2 separate regions of the Homo sapiens genome follow, and region 2 is linked to region 1. A link is an interaction called in ENCODE POLR2A ChIA-PET data of the cell type or tissue named here. Cell type or tissue: Panc1. All regions are shown on one strand. Links, peaks and the distances in the headings refer to the core of each region. The heading gives the core; the rest is flanking DNA. Region 1 overlaps ECHDC1 (ethylmalonyl-CoA decarboxylase 1). Region 2 has its middle 34 kb from the start of KIAA0408.

Evidence for each region. Peaks named below come from ENCODE experiments on the same cell type or tissue, not always from the same donor. Only the 100,000 strongest peaks of a DNase experiment are listed, where the experiment ranks them.
Region 2: POLR2A ChIA-PET joins it to region 1 with 8 read pairs; 7 of 35 experiments call an interaction of 5 or more read pairs at or near these places.

The regions. Positions count from the first base shown.
Region 1 is chr6:127,329,513-127,336,188 of GRCh38, forward strand. It overlaps ECHDC1 (ethylmalonyl-CoA decarboxylase 1), which reads right to left. Exons shown (of 6, transcript NM_001002030.2): 2 at 1,297-1,518. The coding sequence starts at 1,516. All of the region lies in intron 2 of LOC105377994 (a long non-coding RNA gene), which reads left to right. Among named protein-coding and RNA genes, the nearest start is that of ECHDC1, 11 kb to the right of the region's middle. RefSeq lists enhancers at 2,901-3,451, 3,452-4,001. In Panc1, for the core only: no CTCF peak of the experiment used is centred there; no DNase peak of the experiment used is centred there.
Region 2 is chr6:127,422,119-127,428,794 of GRCh38, forward strand. No RefSeq gene overlaps it. Among named protein-coding and RNA genes, the nearest start is that of KIAA0408, 34 kb to the right of the region's middle. In Panc1, for the core only: no CTCF peak of the experiment used is centred there; no DNase peak of the experiment used is centred there; H3K27ac peaks cover 387 bases.

The sequences.
Region 1 (6,676 bases), core at 1,686-5,685:
AAACCAACTGAACATATAGAACTACAAAGTCTAATAAGGTAGTCACTAGTCACCTGTGTGTACTGAGCACTTGATACGTGGCTAGTCCAAATTAAGATGTGTCATAAGTATAAAATAAATACCAGATTTCAGAGACTTAGTATGAAAATAAAAAGAAAAATACCTCATAATTGTTTATATTAGTGACATATTGAAAAAAATATTTTGGATATACTGAGTTATAAGTGAATTGTTAAACTTAATTTTACCTTTTTTAAATTTTTTTAAACTATGGTTACTAGAATATTTAAAATTGCACATGTGGCTCACCTTTGTTTCTTACATTATGTTTTCATTGGTCAGCACTGGTATAGAGAAATCTCTCTGAATTCTGGTAAGTGGAGAGAAAAGTCATCTTGGGTTTAAAGACTCACCACTGGTAATTTACAAAGGGTTTACAGACTATTGAATTATGTCTATAGTACAACTGTATATAAAGTAGATACATGAAAATTTTGTGAGATTTTCTGAGCCTCAAATTTCAAATGCTACTAAAGATTATAATCATGAAGTGCATAACTGAAAAGGAGAGATTACTAAAATCAACTTGAAAATAGGAGTGGTGAGTATTCAACAAGGCTACTCATTAGCTCCTGCATAACACAGTGGTAGCGTAGTTCAAATTTGAGCTTCAGCAAAAATTACAAAGTACCACATGTCCTGCATCTTCAGTTCTCTTAAATATAAAATTCTTATATGCTAAGAGTGTTGACTAGAAAATAGAAGGCATTCACCAGTATCTAAGAGTTAGGGAAGATTCCACAGCTGGACAAGTGCCGTGTTTCTTCTGTAACCATGGAATTAAAAGGTTAAAAACTAACAATGATTTTATTTCAATTCACAGAAAAAAATTAAGCTAAATAATTCTTTTCATTAACAGGCTTTTCTCTTTAGTTTCAGGAACTCTTTGAAACCTCTTTCTCCTTGTTTCCTAGTAGCATTAGCTGAAAACAAATGAAGTTATTAAACAGTTAATGAATTTCGGTGGAAAATATAATCAAGATTAATTTAGATTTCCTTTTTATCAATATCTGTATTAATGAGTTTTCTGAAAACATTCAAATATCCATAATCATTAAAAGTTACTTAAAGTGTTTCTAGTTCATATTACAGAGTTGTTGTTTTTGTTATTTTTCTCATGTTCTACCAAGAGTACAAGGACTTTAAAACATTCTGTCACCACAGCAAGGATAAAAAAACTTGTGATAACAGTTTAGATTTAGTGTCATTCTTTAGGAATAAAAAGATCCCTAATACCTGAAAAGGCATTCATTCTACTTGGATTGTTCAGAGTAAGAATGCCAATGCCATTGTCTTCCTTCTGAAGGTCAATGGATCCACCAGGAAACTGCTGAAGTGTTTTTTTCACTTCTTCCTCATAAAATCCATGGGATGTACTATAAAGTGACAATCCTGTTTGATGTAGCAATTTTGTCCTTCCAGACAGAGAGGCTGTCTTCAAAAGACTTTTCGCCATTTCTGGAAAACAGAAATAAGTATGCGGTAGTATAGATGAATAGGCACTCACTTTTCTAATATTATGTGTTAATAGGCTGTAGTAATGGACCCTTCTGTTGAGTTGGGAATACTTCCCCATTTCTTTTTTTTTTTTTTTTGAGACAATTTCACCCTGTTGCCCAGGCTGGAGTACAGTGAAGCTCTCAGCTCACTGAAACCTCTGCCTCCCAGCTTCAAACGATTCTCCTATCTCAGCTTCCCAATTACCTGAGACTACAGGCACCCATGACCACGCCTGGCTAATTTTTATATTTTTAGTAGAGGCAGGGTTTCACCATGTTAACCAGGCTGGTCTCGAACTCCTGACCTCAAATGATCCACCCACCTCAGCCTCCCAAAGTGCTGGGATTATAGGCGTGAGCTGTCCCATCTGGCCACTTCCCCATTTCTAAAAGCACTCTTTCAGGAAATGATCAGTATGGAATTCCTTTCATTTTTCCCTCCTTCTCAAACCAAATAATTCACAAAGCATATCATTTCAGTATATATCACTAAGAGACAATGGCATAATTACAGTATATTTACTGTGCTCCAATACAATAGGAAAGCTTAGAAAAAATGCTGCTCTGTATTTTGCACCATCTCCTGCCTCTAGGTAGTCTTTTGCATCACATGCTTCTTCATTCTCCAACTCTTAACTTTTTTAAAATCTAAGAATAAATATAGTCCAAGTGTCCCCTTGGAAACAGCCTCTATGCAGAAATGCTGCAAGAGCAATCCCACTCTCTAACAGAAGTTTTATTCTTAGCATTATTCTTACCTTCTGCAAAGCTTTCAGGCAAAAAGCTGGAAAGGGTCCTAAGAAAAATGGGGAGGGAAATAGGAATGTGTGTGTGGTTTTTCTGTTCCCCAAGGTTCTGTCACTTTTCTCCTCTTAATTTTTACCTCCTGAGTAATCTCATCTCTGCCCATAAGCTTTTCTTGCCCTATGTAAACATCCTTGTTGATATAAGATTATATGCAAAAAAGTATATAAAATATAAGTTACAGTTCAATGAATTTTCACAAGGTGAATACATTCTAGTAAATGGAACCCAAATCAAGAAACAGAACATAACCTGAAGCTCACAAGATCCTCTGTGTCACCTTTCAGTCAAAACCCTTCAAGTAAAAGTAACTTCTTGACTTCTAATACACGAGATTACTTTTGAACTTTATATAAATACTATATATTGTGTGTCTGGTTTCAATTTTATTAGCATCCATTAGTGTTATGTGTAATCAGAGTCTAAATAGTCCATTATTCTCATGGCTGTATTCTATTTGTGAACCCAAAATATCTGAGACAGGTCTCAACCAATTCAGAATATTTATTTTGCCAAGGTTAGGAATGCACTCAAGACACAGACTCAGGAGGTTCTGACCACATGTGCCCAAGGTGGTCGGGGTATGACTTGACTTTTACACATTTTGGGGAGACATGGGACATCAATCAATATGTGTAAGATGTTCACTGGTCTGACTGAGGTAAGGCAGGACAACTCTAAACTTCTGTGGGGGAGGGTGGTGGGGAGGCAGGAGGTGGATGTAGGGGAGTTCTTCCGGGTCACAGGTAGATAATAGACAAAAGGTTGCATTCTTTTGAGTACCTCATCAGCCTTCTACTGAATACACAATTTAGTCTGGCTCAGTGAATCTGCATTTTTACATAAACAATAGGGCAGAGGAAGTAATCAGATGTGCATTTGTCTGAAGTTAGCAGAGGGATGACTTGCTTTTTGGGGGCAGGGGAGGGGTGTTTGAGACAGTCTCTCCTTTGTTGCCCAGGCTGTAATGCAGTGGGCACTATCTCCACTCACTGAAACCTCAGCCTCCCAGGTTGAAGTGATTCTCGTGCCTAAGCCTCCCGAGTAGCTGGGACTATAGGTATATGCCAACATGCCAAGCTAATTTTTCTATTTTTAGTAAAGACAGAGTTTCGCCATTTTGGACAGGCTGATCTCAAGTTCCTGGCCTCAAGTGATCCACCCACCTTGGCTTCCCAAAGTGCTGGGATTACAGGTGTGAGCCACCACGCCCAGCCCAGAGGGATGGCTTTCTGTCCAGCACCTATGAACATAAGCTATCGGTTTAAATGTCAGAGTGAAATTCAACAGAAGTTAGTTTTAGGGTAAAGATCTTAAGGATCACAAGGAATTTCCTTATGGACAAACTGGGAAGGAGGTATGTAGCTCTTTTATCTTTTCAGCCATCTTATTTAGGAATAATATAGGAGTTAGGTTTACCTGATGTAGTTCCCAGCTTGACTTTTCCCTTGGCTTAGTGATTTTGGGGTCCTGAGATCTATTTTCCTTTCACATATTATATAAATATACCACAATTTATCTATTCTAATCTTAATAGACATTTGGATTATTTCTAGCTTTTGGCATGACTATAGAGTAGTTATGAACATTTTAGCATGTGTCTTTTGATCAATACATACCCATGTCTGATGGGTATGTATCTAGGAATGAAATTGTTGGGTTGGTGTGCTGCGGCCCAGTCTACACTGATGATTAAACATTTATTTTGCAAGTTGGTTCTTTAAACTATCAGTAGCTTGAAATTGACCATGGTGGGACTACATGACATATCAATCATACTCTCTTTCTCTTACACACACACACACACACACACACACACACACACACACACACACACACAGTTTACCAGTATACCACCAGTTATAATGTATGCATTTGCTCAACCTTAGAATATACTGTCAGTTTTTTAAAATAGCTGTACAAATGTATATTCCCACAGGCAGTGAAAGCTCCAGTTGCTCCACAAGTATCACTTCTTCTTTGTTTTTTCTATTTTAGGCATTCTAGTGGATGGTATCTTACTGTGGTTTCATTTTGTGTTTCTATAATGTCTAACGAAGATAAACCCCATTTTCTTATGCTTATTGGTCATTTGCATATCATCTTTTGTGAAGTTCCTGTGCAAGCTTTTTGCCCATTATTTCTATTTATTTGCCTTTTTATTAATTTGTTAGAGATCTTTTATTCTTCTGCTCACAACTTTCCTAAAACCTACAAGACATGAATCTCACATTTCTATCTCTAATTCAGACCTTATGCCTGTACTCCTTAGTATTGCCTAACAGAAATGCAATCCCTTACCCCTCATTTCTAGATTTATCATAGGCTTCTCAAAATCATTATTTAATCCTGAACTCATACTTCACGTAAAACCCATTACTCCTTCTTTCCCTGAACTATTCATTGTATCATCAACCCTGTAATCTATGCCAGAAAACCTCTAAATCAACCCAGTCTCCTTCTCCACCACTATTTGGAGGTCCGTATGCAATGGCCCTCCAAAATGGTTACTTCCTTCTGATCTTTCCCTCTCCTATTACTAATACAGTTCAAACTTCATTACATATAATCTGAATTAATACAACAGTCACCAGTTAGTAGCATACTGTTCTTTAGAGTAATGTGGATATGATTATAATCCAATCAGGACATTTCAAATTTAAGGTTTCTCAGTAGCTGTCTACCAAAAGGATCAAGTCCAAAGCTTTTTTTAAATTCTTACCTAAATCCTGAATCTCTTCTCGTCTGATATCTCTACACAATCAATACAGAACACCAAATAACCAGAGTCCCACAAATTTACCATGCTATTTTATATTATTGCTTCTCCCCTATATTGTTCTTTCCTCCCTCATTAACCTGGTAAATCCCCAATCATTTTTAAAAACTGAATTTCTATATTTCCACCTAAAAGTGATTCCCCAAGTAAAGATAATCACTCCCTTTATTTATCCCAGCTCAGTATACTGCAATAATGTTCCATTTTAACACATTCCTCAAATCATTTCAATTTTTCATTTGTTTTTCTCAGTTGGAAGGATGCTTCCTGAGAGTATTCTGAGGTACATACTTTGTGTCACTAGTGGCTACAGTACTTAATACATAAAAGGTACTTACTTAATAGTTAATGAGGGAGAATGTAGGCAAGTAAAAAAAATAACTCATCACGCAGCCAAAAGGAATGCCACAAACTTGTTTTATAGCTTTAAAAATATATCTAATATGTGAGTTATAAAATGGTATCAGAAACTGACAGAGAACATATAAAGGTTACAATACAATATCTGGTTTCCACTTTAAGTCACATGGCCTTCAAGTGACATTTTTACCAAAGTGTTTCCAATGAATACTTACCTGAACACACAGTGGGATGTAATCCCCTCAAACACATATATTTCAAAAACTTGAGAACAGTATTTCAAAACTTTACCAACTAAGGTGGCTTATAACTACAATATTGAAGATACCAAGACCTTTCTTAAATCTCCTCAAGGAGACTGAAGTGTAACTCAGATAAATTGTGACCTAATGCATTATATTTTAGAGTGTGACAAAAAAAGTAGCGGGGTGCTTGTCATCTTAAAAAATGGTATCTAAGAATAAAAACTTGATGTTATTTTTCCAAGAAAAAAAAGATGTTCTAACTTGCCATCATAAATCTTTGATAGGACCTGCTTTTAACTGTCATAACTTTATTCTTTCCCTTAATTTCAAATCTGTTATCGTCTTTCTTTGTATCCTCCCTCCCTCCCACCAAAAAAGTCACCAGTTGCCAGCAGCTATGGTTACCGAATAAAGAATAATGAAAGCACTGGGTGACCTACTTAATGAATTGTGATTAATAAGGTTTGGGTCAATGTGATATACAAAACTAATAAGCAACTAATAAGGAAAGTGGTCAAATGTTACAAGTTGCAAAATATCTAAATATTTAGTATTTTCAATACTTTAATGTCTTCATCTATTGGCAATTCCATACTCCTTTTCCAAAACTCATACAGTATAACTTATGAGACATCCTTCCATCCCATCACCTGTTCTGTCAAATTAGAAAATGATACGGTATTAACTGATTCTATGGTATTAACAGATTTTAAGGTATCTAAGGCCTCCTGAAGAACTAGAAAGCTAGAGGGAACAATGATCAAACATGATTTTGCAACATTCTAGGATATTTTCAGTTAATTCAAGGTACCCTGCAAGATTTTTAAAATAAACTTCAAAATAAAAGAATCTAATTAGAACATGGAAATGTTTAGTGACACAATAAAGGCAGAATGAAAGTTTATATCACAGATGTTCTCACCACCTAA
Region 2 (6,676 bases), core at 1,046-5,045, 92 kb after region 1:
CTCAGCCTCCCGAGCAGCTGGGATTACAGGCACATGCCACTACGCCCGGCTAATTTTTTTTTTTTTTTTTTTTGAGACAGAGTTTTGCTCTTATTGCCCAGGCTGGAGTGTTATGGCGAAATCTCAGCTCACTGCAACCTCTGCCTCCTGGGTTCAAGCGATTCTCCTGCCTCAGCCTCCCAAGTAGCCGGGATTACAGGCATGTGCCAACACATCTGGCTAATTTTGTATTTTTAATAGAGACGGGATTTCTGCATGCTGGTCAGGCTGGTCTTGAACTCCCGACCTCATGTGATCTGCCCGCATCGGCCTCCCAAAGTGCTGGGATTACAGGTGTGAGCCACTGTGCCCGGCCTAATTTTTGGTATTTTTAGTAGAGATGGGGTTTCACCATGTTAGCCAGGATGGTCTCGATCTCCTGACCTCGTGATCCACCTGCCTCAGCCTCCCAAGGTGCTGGGATTACAGGCATGAGCCACCGAGCCTGGCCTAAGATTTAAATAATTATGGAATCTTTGTTAAATAAGCATGAAAATTTTAGAATGTAAATTTCAGAGTTAGAAAAGAAATATTAGGTAAGTGAACATATTTACTGGTCTTGTAAATTATTTTAGGAGGACCTGGGTTACAGGCAGTTGCTTAAGGCACATATGTGAAATAAAACTTAAGGAATAGCCCTCAATGCTTCATGAATCTCCTATCCTTCCCCTTTCCTCTTTGGAATGGGTTGAGTACTTTTATGGTGAAAGTCTTATTCCTTGCTCTTTTCCTTCATATGACAAATTAATATCCTGAGCATAATATTAAAAAAAAGCAAACCAAACCTGTTTATTCTCTGCTCTGGCAGTTTGACATTTCTGTGTAGTACCCTCTGCCAAGTTGAGCTATAAATCCTCTGTGTTGATTTTACTGAGAGCTGTAAGTAAATGATACTTCTATATTTGGGGGATAATTTTATTTTGCTTTAAAATATTGAAATAAACAGAAAATCACCCAACAGACACTATCTTCTATCATTTTTCCTATAGTTTAAGGCATTTTAAAATCAAATGTTATTTTCGAATATGTTCTGCAGAAACACTTGGATTTTCCCCACTTGCCTTTACATACTTTGCTGTGTGTGATCAGGGCTGGGACATTACAAATTCTATTTCCTTGGCTCCTTTGGTACTGGCAGAAGATCAGAAGAATAAAGGAAAAGAGAAGCTTCTGGTTTCTAGCATATACCAGTGGGAAATACTGGTAGTTGTTGTTATGGCATTGGAAGTCAGATGATTTCACACTTTTTTTTTTTTTTTTTTTTTGAGACAGAGTCTTGCTCTCGCCCAGGCTGGAGTGCAATGGCGTGATCTCGGCTCACTGCAAGCTCTCTGTCCCGGGTTCACGCCATTCTCCTGCCTCAGCCTCTCAAGCAGCTGGGACTACAGGCGCCCTCTACCATGCCCAGCTAATTTTTTTGTATTTTTAGTAGAGACGGGGTTTCACCATGTTAGCCAGGATGGTCTCGATCTCCTGACCTCGTGATCCGCCCGCCTCGGCCTCCCAAAGTGCTGGGATTACAAGTGTGAACCACCGCACCCGGCTGATTTCACACTTTCAAATTGAAGCAGAACTTTTCCATGTGAAATGGTTCTTATTCAGTGTTCCAGAATCAGCCAACAGTGCAGCATCAGGTGTGTGTTCCAGGCCAGGATCATTAGCAGTTTCTAATCTCTAGGTATTATTTCCACTTCCTTCTTGCTCCCCTGTCTCCCATCATCATTTTGTTCTTCTAGATATTTTAGTACCTTTGTTTCCAATTTCCTGTTGTAATGTGTTTAAATTCTTAGTGTTTCTCTGTTTTCCTAACTGGACTTTGACTGATAAAAGTACTGATGAAAAGCCACTAGAAATCCTACACTACAAATAGAACATATGTCTTTGACACCAGAAGAAAGAGGCACCTCAAAAATGATGCTCCTTTTCTAAGAACGTATAGCGTTTCACAAAAGAATGAGGAACTACATTCATGTTTCTGAAATGAAAATGGGAGTGGTGTGTCATATTTTAAGCTCAACACAACTTCCTGGAATGTAAATTTTACTTGAAAATTTGTATTTAAAGGACAATATTTATTTCAATCTTGAAATTTTTGGGGCAGATGATTTTACTAGTGAATTCTACCAAAGATTTAAAGAAAAGTTGATAATTTTACTAGTTTAAAATCCTTTACAAACTCTTCAAAAAATAGGAGGGGGGAACACTTCACATCTCATTCTGTGAGGTCAATATTACCCTCATAACAAAGCCAGACAAAGACATCACAAAAAATAAAACTAGAGACAGTACATATATATTCATATATATGTAAAAAATGTCAACAAAACATTATCAAACTGAAGCCATCAACATATACAAAGGATTATACCATAACCAAGTGGGATTTATCACAGGAATGCAACATTGGTTTAATACATGAAATCATTCCATGTAATACACTGTATCAGTAGAATAAAAGACAAAATTAACATGATCACCTCAACAGATGCAAAATAAGATTTTGGTAAAATCCAACCCCCTTTTATGTTTAAAATACTCAACTAACCAGAAATACAAGGAAACATTTTCAAACTGATAAAGATCCATGAAAAACCTACAGTAAACTTCATAACTAATGGTGGAAGACTGAATTCTTCCCCCTAATATTAGGAATAAGACAAGGATATCCACTCTTGCTACTTCTATTCAACTTTGTGCTAGATGTTCTATGTCAATTAGTGCAGAAAATGAAGAAAAGGTACCCAGATTAGATGGAAACTAGTAAAACTCTATTTGCAGATGTCATATTGTCGTATGTAAAAGATCCTAAGGAACCCTGCACAGAAAAATATTAGCACAAATGAGTTAATTCAGCAAGACTGCAGGCGACAAAGTCAATATACAAAATACATTGTAATATGAAATCAAGAAAAATATTCAACTTATAATAGCATCAGCAAATTAAATACTTAGGATTTTTTTTTCTTTTCTTTTCTTTTTTGAGAGCCTCACTCTGTCGCCCAAGCTGGAGTGCAGTGGTGCGATCTTGGCTGACTGCAACCTCTGCCTCCTGGGTTCAAGCGATTCTCGTGCCTCAGCTTCCTCAGTAGCTGAGATTACTGGCACCCACCACCATGCCTAGCTAACTTTTGTGTTTTTAGTAGAGATGGGATTTCACCACGTTGGGCAGGCTGATCTCAAACTCCTGACCTCAAGTGATCTGTCCACCTCAGCCTCCCAAAGTGCTGGGATTACCGGCGTAAGCCACCACACCCAGCCAGATCAATTACATTTTATCAGTGATTCTGGGGATATTGTGTATCCACATCCAAAATCACGTAGTTAGACCTGTACCTCACAGCATATGCAAAATTAACTAAAAATGGATCATAGGCCTAAATGTAAGAGCTAAAACAATGAAATGCTTATAAGAAAGTATAGAAGTTATTCTTTATGACCTTGCTTTAGGAAATGGATTTTTTAAGATATGACATTAAATGTACAAGTGATAAAAGGAAAAAAAAACATCAATTGCACTGCATCATAATTAAAAACTTTTTTTTTTTTTTGAGATGGAGTCTCGCTCTGTCGCCCAGCCTGGAGTACAGTGACCCAATATTGGTTCACTGCAAGCTCCGCCTCCCGGGTGCACGCCATTTTCCTGCCTCATCCTTCTGAGTAGCTGGGACTACAGGTGTCCACCACCATGCCCAGCTAATTTTTTGTATTTTAAGTAGAGATGGGGTTTCACTGTGTTAGCCAGGATGGTCTCGATCTCCTGACCTGGTGATCCGCCCACCTCGGCCTCCCAACATAATTAAAAACTTCTGTGCTTCAAAGGACACAATAAAGAAAATGAAAAGAGAACATACAGAATGAGAGAGAATATTTGCAAATTATATATCTGATATGGGATTTATATCCAGCATATAAAATTTAAAAAGATAGGCTGGGCATGATGGCTCATGCCCATAATCCCAGCACTTTGTTAGGCCGAGGTGGGCGAACATCAGGACAGGAGTTCGAGACCAGCCTGGCCAGCATAGTGAAACCCCGTCTCTACTAAAAATACAAAAAATTAGCCAGGCATGGTGGTGCATGCCTGTAGTCCCAGCTACTCGGGAGGCTGAGGCAGGAGAATTGCTTGAGCCTGGCAGGCAGAGGTTGCAGTGAGGCAGGATAGCACCACTGTACTCCAGCCTGGGTGACAGAGCAAGAACGTGTCTCAAAAAAAAAAAAAAAAAAAAATTAAAAAGACTTAAAGTACTAACATATCAACAATTACTTTAAATGTAAATGATGTAATTACACCAATTAAAAGAGATTGGCACTATGGGTTTAAAAAATGAGCCAAGTTTATGTTGTCTACAACAAACTAACTTCAAATACAACAATGTAAGTAGGTTGAAAGTAAACAGATGGAAAAAGGTATGTACACATTAATTTAAAAAGAGCAGAAGTGGATATATTAATGTGAGATAAACTAGAAGTCAGAGAAAAGAAAGTTACCAAGCACAAAGGGAGATTATATAATGATAAAAGGTCAATACACAAAGGAGACATAGAAACTGACTTCAAAATACATGAAGCAAAAATTGATAGAACCTAATCCAAAATTATATTTGAGGATGTTAACACCACTCTCTCAACAGTTGATAGCAGGACTAGATAGAAGATCATCAAAGATATAGAAGACAGAACTACACAACCAACGAACAGGATCTAATAGAAATATACAGAACACTACACATCGAAAAGGAAAAACACATTCTTTTCAAGTGCTCATGAAACATTCATTGATACAGATTATATCCCAAGAAACTAGAAGAAAAATTAGCAAAATTGGCCCAAAGCAAATTGAAGAAATGAAATAATAAAGAGCAGAGATCACTGGAATTGAAAACAGAAAGTAGAGAAAATCAATGAAACAAAAAGCTGGTTATTTGGAAAGATCAACGAAATGAATAAACTTCTAGCAAGACTGATGAATATTAAAAAGTAGAAGACACAAATTAGCAATATAAAAAACAAAACAAGCAATATCTTTACACATTATGCAGCTGTTAAAATGATATAAAGGAAGCACTATAAACAGCTCTGCATATACAAATACAGCAATTTAGATGAAATGGACCAAATCCTCTGAAAAGTCAAACTACCAAACATCCAACCTGAATGTCATGATCTAATTAACCTAACAATTCCAAAAAAATTGAATCTATAGTCTAAAAATATTTTAAAAAGACATCTCCAGGTTCATATTATTTCACTGGAGAATACTACCAAATATTTAAGTAAGAATTAGTATTAATTCCAATTCTACATAATCTCTTTGAGAAAACAGAAGTGGAGGAAACACTTCCCAACCCCTTTTTTTTTTTTTTTTGAGACAGGGTCTCACTTTGTTGCCCAGGCTGTAGTGCAGTGGCATGATTTGGGCTCACTACACCCTCTGCCTTCTGAGCTCAAGCAATCCTCCCATTTCAGCCTCCCATGTAGCTGGGACTACAGGTGTGCCCCACCATGCCTAGCCAATTTTTGTATTTTTTTGTACACTTGGGGTTTTGCCATGTTGCCCAGGCTGGTCTCAAAGTCCTGGGCTCAAGAGATCCTCCTACCTTAGCCTACCAAGGTGCTGGGATTACAGGCATGAACACTGCTTTCTGCCCCAACTCATTTTATGAGGCCAGTAGTATCCTAATGCCAAAACCACATAGCACAAAGAAGGAAAACAACCAAATGATCATTATCTCTCAACTTCTCAAGAATTTAGACACAATAATCCTCAACTACATACTAGCACACTGAATCTAGTGGTGTGTGTATATATATGATATTATATATAAATGATATTTTATACATATTAATATATATAATTAATATATATGTAAAATGACCAAGTAGGATTTGTTCCAGAAATACAAGGCTGGTTCAATATTAAAAGTTAATAAATATATCTGTAAGATAATAACAAAAGATCCATTTATATCACTATGTGTCCGGAATTGGTTCCTTCCGGTGGGTTCTTGGTCTCGCTGACTTCAAGAATGAAGCTGCAGACTCTCGCGGTGAGTGTTACAGTTCTTAAAGATGGTGTGTCCAGAGTTTGTTCCTTCAGATGTTCAGATGTGTCTGGAGTTTCTTCCTTCCCGTGGGTTTGTGGTCTCGCTTGACTTCAGGAGTGAAGCCGCAGACCTTCGCAGTGAGCGTTACAGCTCTTAAAGGTGGTGCACTCACAGTTGTTTGTTCTTCATGGTGGGTTCATGGTCTCCCTGACTTCAGGAGAGAAGCTGCAGACCTTAGCAGTGAGCGTTACAGCTTATAAAAGTAGTGTGGACCCAAACAGTGAGCAGCAGCAAGATTTATTGTGAAGACCGAAAGAACACAGTTTCCACAATGTGGAAGGTGACCCAACCAGGTTGAGGCTGCTGGCCCCGGTAGCCAGCTTTTATTCCCTTATTTGGCTCTGCCCACGTCCTGCTGATTGGTCCATTTTACAGAGTGCTGATTGGTCCATTTTACAGAGTGATGATTGGTCCGTTTTTACAGAGTGCTGATTGGTGCATTTACAAACCTTTAGCTAGACACAGAGCACTGATTGGTGCATTTTTACAGAGTGCTGATTGGTCCGTTTTTACAGCGTGCTGATTGTGCGTTT